Regions from separate parts of the Homo sapiens genome. Here regions 1 and 2 are each linked to region 3. Evidence: read pairs that join two places in POLR2A ChIA-PET (ENCODE). Cell type or tissue: MCF 10A. All regions are shown on one strand. Region 1 overlaps OSBPL6 (oxysterol binding protein like 6). Region 2 overlaps OSBPL6 (oxysterol binding protein like 6). Region 3 overlaps OSBPL6 (oxysterol binding protein like 6).

Region 1 (5,000 bases), 64 kb before region 3:
CCATAGAAACTAGACACAGGTGTTTTGCTGCTCAGATCCATAAACTGGGTAAAACAATAATATCTTTTCTCACTTAGCCAAAATAATATTATAGCTTTCCTCTATTTGAAGCTTTTCCTATACATTTTTCTTAAACATTTGCTATATTTTGCTGCTTATTCTAGAATCTGGTCTAAGATAATGAAGATATATTTTTATAACATCTTAAAGGTATATTTTAACTTTAAATTTAATATATCAATTATTGCTTTTTTTCTTTTTTGACCCTCATCCTCTGACTCTCAAATTATGTTTCTCATGAGTACCTTGACTTCCAGGAAGTAAACAAGTTTGGAAATTACTAATCCCAGAGACATAGGGCACCAAGGTTAAAGAGAGGGGAAGGCTCTGGACTCAAAAGTGCTTGTCCCAGCTGTGGTTCAACCAGCAGCATGATCTTGGATAAGCTATTGAACCTATCTGAGCCTCAATTTCTTCATATGTAAGATGGGATAATAGAACCTGTACTATAAGGTAGTCGTGATGGCTAAATCAAAAGGTGAGTAGAACACTGTCACACTTCACAAAATAATCATTAGCTGCTATTATTATTCCTTTATAGAGGAGGAAACAGTTACCTAGCTCATTACTCTTAGCATTTAAGTAACATGTTACATTTTGCTTATTGTTTTTACTGTCTTGAAATCACATGCTGTTTTTTTTTTTCTTATTACCAGAATATTGAGGTTTCTACTCAGCCCAGTACTTTATTCTGGTAACAGCTCCCAATTGGTCTTTCAAAAGCAGTACCCCAGAAATATCCCTCGCAGTACCTTTCCATTCTGTGTAGTGGGGGTAGGACCTGTTACTGGGCCTCAGATGTACTCGTGTATACGCTGAACTCCTGTCTCTGAGAAACACTTCAGAATAACTCAGAACACCTGACTCTTTTAAAACTTTCAGATAATTTGTAATTGCAACCGACACTGGATATCAAGCAATTATACAAAGCTAATTCCTGATGGCCTGAGTAGAAACACCCCATGGTGTACTGCCTAGATGGTAATTATTTTTGTAATATTGGGAACTTTACATTCTTATTTTCTACTTGTTACAATTCTTCAAGTACCTTCAAAACAGCTGATTCAAGAAACCTGTTCGATATTCTGAGGGCAGAAATGGGAAGTGGAGTTTTTTCAGGCTTGGATAGGTTTGGAATTTGCTTCTTCCCCTTTAAAAAAGAATCCTTGAATTTGCTTCAGAAATGAAATACACAGTAAAGGTGAAGTTAGAAATCGGGTGGCAACCAACTTCCAATGCTGAATATCTAATTCCTGCGAACCAGCCTTGCTCTCTGAAAACTGTGGCCATTTTCATGGGTTTTACTTGGCCTTATTTTATTATGGCTGCATCCTCTGTGTTTGCTGAGGCTTCTCAACCATCTGAGAGTAGGACCCCTTCATTTCTGGCAGTTCTGCTTTCAATGCTATTTCATCCAGAATTACTGGGGATATTATTACTTTAGTCATTGAAATGTTTAGTGTCAGATTAAAAATCTCATCAGACGTCAGTGTCTTTGATTTCACTCACATGACTCAGAGCATCATCCTGGGGATCCCTCAGCCTCTGGAAATGTTAAGGAGGTGATGACACATGGGCAGGGAGGGAGATTTCAGTCGATGTTCAGTACCTGGAGGCTGAACTTTGGCATCAGAAGGGATCTGGCCATGGACAGGCTATTTAATCTCACTATTTTTTGAGTCTTTAGTGACAGTACCCACCTCATGCGTTGTTGTGAATGTTAAGCTGATCTACTTAGGATGATGAGCTTAGCACAGTATCTGGCACATGATAATTCTTCTATAAGCACTAGTAATTATCATTAGTAATATTATTCACAGTAGACACAATTCTAGAGACACTGAAAATACTCTTGCCTCATGCTTTACATATTGAGACAGTAATAGTTCTCTAGTGGCAGTTTTTTTTTCTCAAGAGTTGAATAATTTACTTTATTCAGCTATTTAATAATACTAATCATATAGTCTTAAAGACTGAATGTTCACTCAGTATTACATTAATAGGAAGAAAATGGAAATATTTTCATAACAGTTCTTAATGCTAATTACCATATATGTCTGAAGTCATATCATTTACTCAATTTCTATGGTACCTGTCATAATAATACTTTAGAAAATGAAATAGTAATAATAATGACAACAACATCAACTTTTGCAGTTGAATCTGAATGAATATGGAGTTGGAGAGAATATCTGTCCAATTCAGGTTGTCATCATTAAATATTTCACAGGTTGTGAGTTGCCAACCTTTGCTGGACTTAAGCCCTTTAGAATAAAATGTATTTCAGGCCGCAGTATAACCTACCGGCTTGTTACCAGTGAGAGAGAGAGAGAGACAGAGAGAGAGAGTCATTTTTAAAAAATACTTTTTGTTTTAAGATAATTATAGATTCACAGGAAGTTGCCCAAAAATGTACAGGGAGGTACTGTGTACATTTCACTGTTTCCCCCAAAGGTAACATCTTACAAAACTATAGTACAGTATCAAAACCCTGACATAGACATTAGTACAATCCACAGAGCTTATTCAAATATGTAAACATTTTCTCCCCGTCTGTAACTGGTCTTTTCATCCTCTTCATGGGATCTTTTGTAGAGCAAAGGTTTTTAATTTTGGTAAGGTCCAATTTATCCATTTTTCCTTTTATGATCTAGGGTAGTTTTTCTCAAAGGCTTTTCCAGACAGTACCTGCTTTTGGAATCATTTGTAGTACCTATTACGAAACCCATTTGCTTGGGCCCCACACCAAACACTCTGAATCAGATTCAAGGAATGGAGTCTGGTAGTCATTTAAGAAGCTCCCTAAAACCTGGGAACCACTGTTTCAGAGAGATTGGCCTTGGGTCCTTTTTCTTCTTGTTCTGCCTTGTCTGTGAATCATGCCACTCACTCTTACCACCTTATCAAATATGTTTGGATAACTTCTAAATTTATCTTGTTAACCTCTGTGATGAGCTCCAGAATAGGTACTTTGCCGGATACTCTTCTGTTATACAAAGAACATACTTAATAAATGGGTTATTTGTTAGGTATTACTTTTCTGGATCCCTTTGAACAGTATGCAGTAGAATATATATAACAAAAACCTTCCCAGTTAATGTTCATAAATTGTCAAAGAGGCAAGACATTGGTCCTGATGCATGAATTACTTAATTATAGAATACTTTGGTGGAGGGGTTGAGTTATACATATATAATCTTGGGGTTAATGGTTTTTTTGTGGTCTTATTTGTATCTCTTCTTCCTTTCATTGAAACAGATATTTTTATACAATTTCTTTTTTTTTTCCTTTTTCTTTCTTTCCTTTTTCTTTTCTTTTCTTTTTTTTTTTTTTTTTTTTTTTTTTGAGACAAAGTCTCGCTGTGTCACCCAGGCTGGAGTGCGGTGGTGCAATCCTGGCTCACTGCAACCTCTGCCTCCTGGGTTCAAGCAATTCTCCTGCCTCAGCCTCCCGAGTAGCTGGGACTACAGGCATGTGCCACTACGCCCGGCTAATTTTTTGTATTTTTAGAAGAGATGGGGTTTCATCATGTTAGCCAGGATGGACTCAATCTTCTGACCTCGTGATCTGCCTGCCTTGGCCTCCCAAAGTGCTGGGATTATAGGCGTGAGCCACTGCACCTGGCATTTTATACAATTTCTATTTGGAAAAAGATGCACAGTGCTTGATAAGTATCAATATGCCTATGGCTTAACAATCTAATTTTTAGATGGTTTGGTTCCTCTTTTTAAAATTTTCAAGTATTTTTCATTAGCATAAAGAACTATTCCTTGGGTGTCTTTAATGAAAAATGACCTTTTCATAGCTGGATATTTTATTTGATGTTGGAATGTAATCAGAATATGAAAATGTCAATTTTTGTTTTATTTTTACGTTAGATTCAGGAGGTACATGTGCAGGCTTGTTACATGGGTTCAATTTTTAAATGTCTCAATTTTATATCACTTGTTTTAACAAGTTAGACTTTTTTTTTACAAGTTGTATTCTCATTTTATATGTTCTCTGCAACCATTGCTTCTGTTTAATCCTTGTTTCTAGTTGCTACAGTCTCTTAAAAATTAAATTATCCCTTTAAGATGATAGAACATGCTTATGCTAAAGGTAGCAGCTAAAATGATGATGAAATACTCTTATATCTTAATCCTGAAAAAAAAATTATAAGTTTAGTGAGTAGTGCTTAATGATGTTTTTGTCTTAGTTCAATTAATTAGAGTTCAGTAGCCAAGAAAAGAAAGCTAATTTTGCCTTGGATGTAAAGTTTGGATTTCACTTTTTACCACAGTGGAGTGGTCAAAGAATTCACAATGTCCATCCTGTAATTATAATATGCTACTGTATCATGATATCATCCTTCTGCACTTGCAGCCCTTTTGGGAGAGTCTGATGTCAGACAGCGTTGGTTTCTGTGTGGGCCTGCTACCCCTGGTGACAGGGAACTTGGTCACTCAGCCAGTCTCTACTAACTTCAGATGGCCATACCACCAGCATGTGCTGTGGGAGATACCAGGGGATCCAGTGACAGTGTGATTGGCTTTTGTAAACAGAGACATATTCTCAAGTAAGTGGTCTCCAAAGACTGATGCTGGTAGGAATGTATGATATAGTCCAGGATGCTTGAATTCTCCCGCCCCCGCTTGGATGCCAGAATTTGTCTACAGTCACTTATAACATTGTCTTAACCTTCATGATAATTTGAAACAGTTTATCCTCCAGGATTTGAGACCCCAGAATTACCGTCTTTGACCATAGCTCCCTATCACTCTTTCTCTTTTTCACTTTTCCTTTTACTCAAACTGGCATTGCCCTAACTTCAGCCCCCAGCCTCCTTCCTGTCTTCTCTGTTCTTCTGGTTTGGGTTTCATGGCCTTAGCTTGGACCTCAAGTAGGCTAATTCAGCTGGACTGTCTAGTTTCTCTTACCTCTTATACTCTCTCAGCCAT
Region 2 (5,000 bases), 64 kb after region 3:
ATTTTTTAAAGCTAACCATTTTACTACTTATATGTATCTTATAACATCATACTATATACCTTAAATACATACACAATAAAAAAAATTTTTAAGCCTCCATTGAAACTACATATTTTCAACAGACACACAAATTCTCTATGCTAGGCAAAGAAACAAAAGAACTTTTCTATGACTATTGCATGAACTTTTTTGGAAGCGTTATTTTAAAATGGATGAAGAGCTTGCTTTTAGAGCTACCAGCAGGATTAATGTAATCCAGCTATCAAGTTATTACCTTTAAATTGATGATGACAGAATGTAGCACATAAATCAATAGATCGTGAATCCCTTGTGATCCTGCCATTTTCCCCCTGTAATTCAGCCACTCTATTTTATGCTAAAAATTTCCACTTTTATAAATACCTTTCTCAAATAAGGAAATACCTATTTTAGAATACTTTGCATATTATAGAAACTCTGTTATTATAAAAATAGATGTTGGAAAGTCACCCTTTCTGTAGTTCACGATTGAAGACTGCCTCAGATTTTACCAATGCTAATTTGTTAGGTATGTAGGAAATGGGGAGGGGGTGTTGTTTTTATTGTTGCTTTTAAATCAAAGCACTTTAACAACAAGATATTCCTGTCTGAGAAAGCAACGCAAGTGCTGTTCTTAAAGGCATATCATTTCCTACCTCCAAGAGAACCAGTCAAAACTTCTTGATCAGCCACCTGTTTTATGTTGGCAGAATGCATAAAATGCTCTTTTTGGGTGCATGCTTTTGGAGAATATTTTTGGATAGTTCTAAATTATTTATGTGAGACTTTATGCTACACAGAACTGCTCAAATATGATAATCAAATATGGCAAGTAAACTTGTTCCCTATTCTTTCTAGGGATTATAAGTTAATTTCTAAATATTGATACTTTGCATTGATCTTGATATTTTACATGCTACTTCCAGATTTTTGTTGGCCTGTCTGGTATAAAAAACAAATTTTTCACTCTGATCAATTGCCATTGTAATATTTGTGTGGAGTATAGATATCCTGATAAAGATTCCTTTTGAAGGCTGATTTTTAATTAGACTATTACATAGCCTTTCCAAAAAATGCCTATTTGTGAGTGAAAGTCTGGAGAAATTTATAATGTTGTGTATTCTTTCTGCACATATCTGACAGTTTTTTCTCACTTTTCTCCCCACCCAGTGCATTCTCTTTTGAAGTCTGCATTTAATAGCATAGCTATAGAGAAGGAGAAGCTGAAGCAGATGGTTTCCGAGCAGGATCACAGTAAAGGCCACAGCACGCAGATGGCACGGCTCCGACAGTCACTGTCTCAGGTAGGCAAAGAGTGTGTGTTTGCATGTACATGACACACTCCCAACCCTGTAAGATGAAAGATCAAAAGATGGGGGGCTGGCAGGGAGGTGGCTAGTCATGGGGATAGTACAGTTTGCAGAATTTCCCCCAAAAGACTGCAGTGTCAGTATTAGATTTTACTACTTTTCTTCCCCAAAATTTCAAGGTAAGAGTGAAAATAAACCAAACTTGCTTGTAAGCGTATAATGGTAATTTTGGCCAATTGAACACTTAATGCTTCTCTAAGGTCATTTATAAGGTAGCCCCTCATTTTAAAAAAAGAATTATGCATTTATTTGACCTATACATCTGAAATGTGTTCCAGGATATATTCAGTCCAATAGTGAATATTTTTTAAAAATGTACTAGATCTTCCACACTTAATATTTTTCCCACTTACATCTTAATCTGTTTAAAATTACTGATTACTATCACTCATTTTTTTCTTTTCTGATTTGCACTCTTGAGGTTTTCTTCCTAAGTTATGCTCCCTGAACTAGACTTTTATATTTCAATATATATTATAGAGTTGATCTTATTAATACTAATCAAATCCCTATGTATCTATATCAAAGTTGAAATTTCTGATAAAAATCCTTTAGAGCTGTGCTTATGCTTTTTTCAACTGAGTAGTTCCTTAGAAGTAAGTATTTTCTTTAGTCTATAAATGCACTGACTTAACTCCTTTAAGAATTCAATGTCGTTATGTGATTTTGTGAGAACTCGGTGTCTATATAAAATATTATTCACTTCCTGGTGCCTTGGATCAGAGTGAAGGAGCAAGCAAATCCTGGGTAAGTGGTTCTCCGCGTGGAGCAGATCCTGCTTGAACAGTTTCCCTCGGTCCCTAAAAAGTAGACTTACACCGTGTCACCGTGTTTTACGTCCCTGAACTGTCGGCGTATTTTCAGTGTTAAGTTTCATGTCATGGATGTTGTTATATGGGCCACACTTTCTGCATTATCCATAAAACACTGTCAGCTGAGGGGCATATGCTGCTTCCAGTATAAAGCCAGGGGTCTCAGGAGCATGAGCGTGAAAATCCGCTACGATTCTGCCAGTCTTCAGAGGGCTTTATTTAGAAGAACATTTTAATGGCTTTCCCTGGACCCTTCTCATGTCATGGATCGGTCGAACACTCAGTTGACGTTAATTGGTCTTCCAAATCATTATTCTGAAAGTATCGTGAATCAGAAAGATCAAAATATTGGTCAAGTAAACATTCAAATGTCATCTTGTAAACATATAAAATACATTCTTGTCCCCCTAAGTGTTGCAATGATTCCTTCAGATGTATTTAATGATGGAGGCTTAGAGTTAGAAGTCAAGCTTTACTAAGAAAAACAAGAAAATGCATTTGTTTCTTGCTTGCCTGCTTGCTTGCTTTTATTTGCTTGTAGGTGAAACAGAGAATGGTAAATAAAGATCTCGGGTCGGGCTTCAGGTGAGATTAGAAATAATTATGAAGAGAAATTTTACAACAGTTATTCATTTGTTCATTCCCTTATTCATTGTATTCCATTCGGGTGACTATATGCTAGGTATTGTGCAAGGTACAGAACACCAAGGTTAAAGTAGCCCTGGCCATGTTCCCAGCAAGCTCGTGATCTGATTCATGAGATGAGCAGGAAACAGTGAAATGGAGCACACCGTAGTACATTCAGAGCAGTACATGGTGGTGCACATTTCCCGGGCTCTGGTTGCTCAGAGGAATGGCAGATCCCTGAGTTGAGAGCAGAGCCACAGATCAGGCTTCTTGGAGGAATCAGACCTTGAACCTGGCCTGAGTAGACAGCAGCCGCTCACAAGGAAGGGTCTGATGCTAACATGATAAAAGTAAAATAAAGCAAAATTTGATCAACTGTGCTTCCTTGGGGTTAACATATTTCCCTCTCTTGTCAACACATATTTATTTGCATCTAAAGTTAGAGCCTCAATAGATTTTTGTTGGATTTTTTATTTTTATTTTTACAAAAAAATCTCAATTTTAGCCTTAAAAGATGTGAAAATAATTTGGAACTATTAAGTTTCAAATAGACCGTTACAGCCTATCCAGTAGATAATTCAGTGCTTGCAGCTGTGTGTCATCCCAGCATTTTGGTGATGTTCACATCCCCGTGTGTGTCCATGCCTTCCCCTCGGCGTAGTCGCACCCCCACTGGCCATCTATTCCCGTCACCTCTAAGTGTGGACTCCCTTTTGGAAACCACAGCAGCCTTTGCTTAAGGTATTTAAGTTTACTGACAGTTCTTTCCTTTCTAACAAATTGTTATTCATGGTTAGGCCGTTGGAGAGGTGTCTGGAGAATGGCAGGTAGTTCATAGTGGAAGAAGTAGGAGATGAAGAAGGAAGAATTACTCTTAAGAGTAGCTGATTAAGTAGGCAAGAACCAGCTCATCAGGGACTCCACAGAGGGTTTTGGATTTATCCTATCAGTTAACAATTTTAACTGGTAAATGATAATGCCAGAAATTAGAACTATTACAGCATATTTCTGCATATTAGAAAGATTACTCTGGTACAGTATGGAGGGTAGGTGGAATTGGGAGGCAAGGCTAGTTGGACAGATTCTTATGGTATTTGAGATAATTTGAGAATAGCTTGTACATTTGAGATATTTCTAAACTGAGGAAGTGCCATGCCAGCATTGGTGGAAGGAGGGAATACATTTCAAAGACACCCAGGAGGGAGAATCAGCATGGCTTGGAGATCAGCGGAATGTTAGAGAGGGACAAGGACACAGAGTCGAGACAGTCCAGGGTTTTTGCTTGGATAACTGGGTATGTGAAAGTTATTGTCCCCAAGGTGGGACTACAAGAGGAGCTGGTTTGCTTTAGGTATTTGATGATGGATTTCTGTGGAGATTGAGGTGTCTGTGGGGCATTTTACAGGCAATTAGATATTTATGTCTAGAGCTCAGAAGACAGGTCTAGGCTAGAGAGGAAGATGGATGCCCCTGCATATCAGGGCAGTTATAGATGTTGACGAGTTGCAATGCAGTCAGAATAAAATGGTCAGTGGTGCTCCTGCTGCTGTAGAGAACATTAACATTTAAACGACAGGCTGGCCGGGCGCGGTGGCTCAAAATAATCCCAGCACTTTGGGAGGCCGAGGTGGGTGGATCATGAGGTCAGGAGTTCGAGACCAGCCTGGCCAACAGGCGAAACCCCATCTCTACTGAAAATACAAAAATTAGCTGGGCGTGGTGGCGGGCGCCTATAATCCCAGCTGTTTGGGAGGTTGAGGCAGGAGAATCACTTGAACCCAGGAGGTGGAGGTTGCAATGAGCTGAGATCATGCCATTGCACTCCAGCCTGAGCAATGAGAGTGAAACTCCATCTCAAAAATAAATAAATAAAAAACTTATTTAAGTAGTCTAAAACTTTTAAAGCCTATGTTTTATTTGACATAAGTCCTATTTGATGTATGTCTAATGATTAAAGTGCTGCATTTCAACAAGGCTTTAAATATATCAGACTCAGCAAATTTTATCGTCTTTTCGAAGGCACATAGCAGATAAAATACTTGAAATTAGCATTTTTACAACATGCTTAGCATAAATTGTTACCTGCCTTGAGCAAACAAAAATTTGCAAGGCTGGACAGTCTAATGAATTGCTCTTCTAAAGTAATGTTACTTCAACCAGCCTGGTCAACATG
Region 3 (5,000 bases):
GCTTCAAACCCAGGCAATCCATGGGATATTTTAGAGTAAAAATAAAAATGAAAACCACTACAAGAGAAACCACTACAATGAAAACCACCACACACACTGGTGTACTGGCAAATGTTTAACAATCAGCTCTTAAAAACAAAACAAAACAAAACAAAAAGCCCAGATTTGAAGCATTCACATGGCATAGATACTCCCACCATAGTCTATTTCAAGGTCCCAGGGGAATGTCTTTGAAGCCCTAAACTGGGGAGAGATGCACATAGCTCCTGAGCTAGTGCAAGCCAGCTCCAGCTCACCACTAGATACGTGCCAAGGTTACCACACTCCAATTAAATGAGTTCACAAGGCTGCAGAACCTGGGACCTGGCAGTGGATTCTCGGTTATGTCAGCTGTTCCTTCTCTCATGTAACAATGAATGAGCAATAATTGAAACCAACACTCATGCTCGAATGCCCAACACGAGTAGAATTTTGGACATCCTGATATGTGGGTAATGGCTTGCATAAACACTGCTATTCTGGAGGATGACAGGTTTTCAAAATTCTGCTTAAGATTCCTGACCATGAGATGTTGTAATTAGTAGATGGTATCTAGTAAATCAGGTGCCAGGTGCCATAATTCTGTGTGGCCAGGCTAACCCATCAGTGGTGTTTTGAAAGAATTAATGCTACTGCATCTATTTCCTATTCCTAATGTCCCTCAGGCCCCTATAGTACTGTTAGCAGTCTGGCAGGCCTTTTTTTTTAGGACAACTGAGAGATTTTATCTTGGGAATGTTGAACCTTGTACAGTCTTTCTCTCCAGCTCACTATTGAACAGATAGGAAACTCCAGTCTACAAAGCATGTGGATTATTTTGGGTTATCTTTAGGCAAATATAGTAAAATTAAAGAACTAGGCTGGGTACAGTGGCTCACGCCTCTAATCCCAACACTTTGGGAGGCTGAAGTGAGAGGATTGCTTGAGTCCAGGAGTTCAAGAGCAGCTTGGGCAACATAGTGAGACCACCATCTCAAAAAAATTAGAAAAGAAAAAGAACTAATATTAGGGTGGATATCTACAGTCTGCAAGCACAATCAATGTTATTTAATGGATATAATGATGGAAGATTTAAGTCCTAATTAAAGTGATAAGCTCAGTAAACAACCTGAATGGCTTTTGTGGCTCATGACATTTGACTATGATGAGAAAAGTGACATACTCCTCACCTTCATGGATCTTACAGAATCAAGTCAAATAAATACAGTGCAGTATATGTTCAGAAATATATGTATGTGTATGTATAGAAGAAATGCAGATTGGCGTGACAATTCTGTCTAATAGGTTGGAAAGATTTCATAAAGAAGATGAAACTTGACCACAAAATAGTATAAAATTAATGTCTGCATATTGTAGAAGTCATAATAGCTGGTGATTCAGGAACTTTTTATTGTAGTAAAATATGTAGCATAAAATTTATCATTTTAACTGCTTTGAAGTGTCCACTTCTGTATCATTAAGTGCATTCACATTGTTTGGTATCCATCACCACCATGCATTTCCAGAACCTTTCCATCTTTCAAAGTGAAATTCTGTAACCACTAAACACAACTCTTCCCATTTCCTCCTCCTTACAGACCCTGATAACCACCATTCTACCTTCTGTCTTTATACATTTGACTACTTTGCATACCTCATATCTCATATAAGTGAAATCATACAGTATTTGTTTTTTGTTCTTTTGTGCCTAGCTTATTTCACTTTAAAATGATGCCTTCAGGGTCCATCTGTGTCATTACATGTGTCAGAATTTCCTTCCTTTTTAAGGCTGAATAATATTCCATTGTATGGATATAACCCTTTTTTAAATATATTCATTCATTCATTGATGGACACTTGGGTTGCTTCCGCATTTTGGCTACATGCTGCTATGGACATGGTTGTACAGTATCTTAGCCTGTGATTTTAGTTCTTTTGGGGCATATACCTAAAAGTGGAATTGTTGGATCATATGGCAATCTATTTTTAGTTTTTTGTTTGTTTGAGATGGAGTTTTGCTCTTGTTGCCCAGGCTGGAGTGCAGTGGCACGAGCTCAGCTCGCTGCAGCCTTCACCTCCCAGGTTCAAGCAATTCTCCTGCCTCAGCCTCTTGAGTAGCTGAGATTACAGGCAAGTACCATCACATTCAGCTAATGTTTTGTATTTTTATTAGAGACCTCAGGTGATCTGCCCACCTCTTCCTCCCAAAGTGCTGGGATTACAGGTGTGAGCCACCATGCCCAGCCTATTTTTAGTTGCTTTTTTTTTTGTTTTTTTTTTTTTGCCGTACTGTTCTCCACAGGACCTACATCATTTTCTATTCCCACCAGCAATGCACAAGGGTTGGTTCAAGGACATTTTTAACCCAAGTCATTTTGTCTGCTTTAGCCAACTCCTCAGAATGCCTTGACTCAGTGCAGAAATGGTTGTTTTGACAGGAAATTGCTCCAGAGAACAGGACATGTACTGTTGAAATCATATAGTGCCTTAGTAAGAATTTGTACACACCTAGGGATTTATGAGTCATCATTTAAGGTCACAAAGTAGGGCAAAATATTTTGTTATGTCTTATTGTTGCCAAAAAGTCTTAGCACTGTGCTGACAATTGGTATCTGTTAGCAGTCATTGAAACCATATTTCCCAGTATTATTTTTCTGTTAAAATATGAGCTATGACATTATCTAATCTTTCTTTCAAAACATGTTGGCAAAGGCCAGAAACCAAGTGATGAATCAAAAAGTGACTGACAAGTCTTGGAAAATTATTACTGGTGAAATGATCACTTACTATGCATTTAAGGTTTTTCCATGTCTTTTCATGGCCTTGATAGCTCATATCTTTTTTGCACTGAATAATATTCTTACTGATATTTTTAAGATCCTTTTTGTCGTTGCATAGACTAGTTTCTAGAATTCTTGTCTGTTCCATTTGCTTTTCCTGGCCCTGTACTACTACTATTAACCAGGGAAGCTGTTAAATAGCTTTAGTGTGTGATAAGTAAAGTATCTTTCATTATTTTTTAGAATATTCTTTGTTATTCTCATATGTTTACTCTTCCAGATGAACTTACTTTTTTTCTTTCTTTCCTTCCTTCCTTTCTTTGTTTTGTTTCTTTCTATTCTTTCTTTCGCTCCTTGTGGAGCAAAGTTAACCCATAAGCAGTGCATCCAGAGTAGCCCAGATGAACTTTAAAATAATATTGCCAAGTCATTAAAAATCCTGTTATGATTTTGGTAACGATTACATTAAATTGTGTCAATATGAGAGTAATAAGTGTTTTACAATATTTAGTTCACTGTAAAACTTACTTCAGATACAAAATTCAGATGTAGAGCTAAACAAAGTAAAAGATATGATTCCTTCTTCATTCTTTCTTTTCCCTTTTCCCACCCATCAGGTTTGATGGCTGTCCACATCAAGGATGAGGGTTTGTCTTATTCATTTACTTAGTAAGGGGCCTAAGAAGAGTGGAGAGAGATTAGAGGCTTGATGAGTTGAAATCAGGAAACTTGCATCTAGGATTTTCTAATGAGGTTCCTCCAAATTCTCTGTAAATAGTTACGCAAATATTTAAAAAGACAAACTGTCAATAACCCAAACACTAGCTTCAAACAGAATAATACAATGTCAAACTATAGAGGACTAAACCCTAATTTTATGAAAGCTATATATCTCAAATTGAGGAAAATCTAGCCAAGTTTTGATTATGACAAACCTTATCTTCACTTACAGAAAAGGAGTTGGCTTTTCTTACAATTTGTCCTCACACTTTGAGATCCCTGTAGGTCCCAATTAGAAAAAGTGGCAGCGTTCCAAGGGATGGGCAGGGGGTTCAGATGTTCCTCATAGACAAGGAGTGACACTCCAGGTGGATCACTCCATTATTCCTTTGCTTGGGACTGTGGACACACATTCTTCTTAGACCATAGGGTCACTCTCAGGGTGTGCTTAACTTATTGCTGTCAGATGTATCTGCCATAGAGAGGGTAAGGGAGGCAGGATGAAGGTCTGCTTTTTTTGTCTGTTTACAGCGGGGGCAGCGGGGACAGGGTCTCGCTCTGTCACCTAGGTGGGAGTGCAGTGGTATGATCTCAGGTCACTGCAACCTCTACCTCCTGGGTTCAAGTGATTCTTGTGCCTCAGCCTCCCGAATAGCCGGGATCACAGGCGTGTGTCACCATGCCCAGCTAATTTGTGTAGTTTTAGTAGAGACAGGGTTTCGCCATGTTGGCCAGGCTGGTCTTGAACTACTGGCCTCAAGTGATCCTACTTATCCTCCCAAATGCTGGGATTACAGGCATGAGCTACCACACCCAGTCCCATTTTACTCTTAACTGTCACTTACAGACTGTAGATTCCAGCGTGATTTAGAGAAATGTAAAGGGAAATGGAAATAGAACTTTAAAAGGAGAATTATATCTTTCAAATTATTGTCAAATATAAAAGGCTATTAAAACCATATGAAAGTCAGTATGCTGCAAAAGCCAGATTACCAAGCAAAGCCATCAAGCATTAAAGGAAACAAAGAAGAACCAAAAAAATAGAAAGTACAAAATGATATGGCAGGGGTAAGATCAATTATTAGTTAAAACATTAAATAGAAATTGGAAATACTTCACTAAAATTAGATTTTTTGAACAATTCAACCTGATCATTACTAGAGGGACACATAATATAAAATATACAGGAAGTTTAAATGGGAAGGATGGACAAAGTTTATTTAATCACTTGCAAGCAGAAAGGGAAGAGATGATATCAGATAAAGCAAAACAAAAAGTGTTAAAAGGAATGAAAAGGGTCATTTTTATAATGATCAAGACTAAATGTATAACTATTACAGACTCTTTTGTGATAAATCTCATTGTTCCAAAATATACTGAGTACAACCTAAACGTCCCAAAAGAAGAATGGTTAAATGTATTGTGGTATATCTGTGTGGTAGTCTTATTTGTAATGGTTAAGAATGGTATTGTTGAAGTTTC

What was found. ChIA-PET counts read pairs that join two places held together with the same protein. Peaks named below come from ENCODE experiments on the same cell type or tissue, not always from the same donor. Only the 100,000 strongest peaks of a DNase experiment are listed, where the experiment ranks them.
Region 1: POLR2A ChIA-PET joins it to region 3 with 7 read pairs; 3 of 35 experiments call an interaction of 5 or more read pairs at or near these places.
Region 2: POLR2A ChIA-PET joins it to region 3 with 9 read pairs; 2 of 35 experiments call an interaction of 5 or more read pairs at or near these places.

What each region holds. Positions count from the first base shown.
Region 1 is chr2:178,232,020-178,237,019 of GRCh38, forward strand. All of the region lies in intron 1 of OSBPL6 (oxysterol binding protein like 6), which reads left to right. Among named protein-coding and RNA genes, the nearest start is that of OSBPL6, 40 kb to the left of the region's middle. In MCF 10A, no CTCF peak of the experiment used is centred here; DNase peaks (open chromatin) are centred at 1,612 and 2,842.
Region 2 is chr2:178,360,494-178,365,493 of GRCh38, forward strand. OSBPL6 (oxysterol binding protein like 6) reads left to right here. Exons shown (of 25, transcript NM_032523.4): 13 at 1,189-1,322. Among named protein-coding and RNA genes, the nearest start is that of CHROMR, 51 kb to the right of the region's middle. RefSeq lists a silencer at 3,005-3,163. In MCF 10A, no CTCF peak of the experiment used is centred here; a DNase peak (open chromatin) is centred at 2,938.
Region 3 is chr2:178,296,419-178,301,418 of GRCh38, forward strand. All of the region lies in intron 2 of OSBPL6 (oxysterol binding protein like 6), which reads left to right. Among named protein-coding and RNA genes, the nearest start is that of OSBPL6, 100 kb to the left of the region's middle. In MCF 10A, no CTCF peak of the experiment used is centred here; DNase peaks (open chromatin) are centred at 373 and 2,473.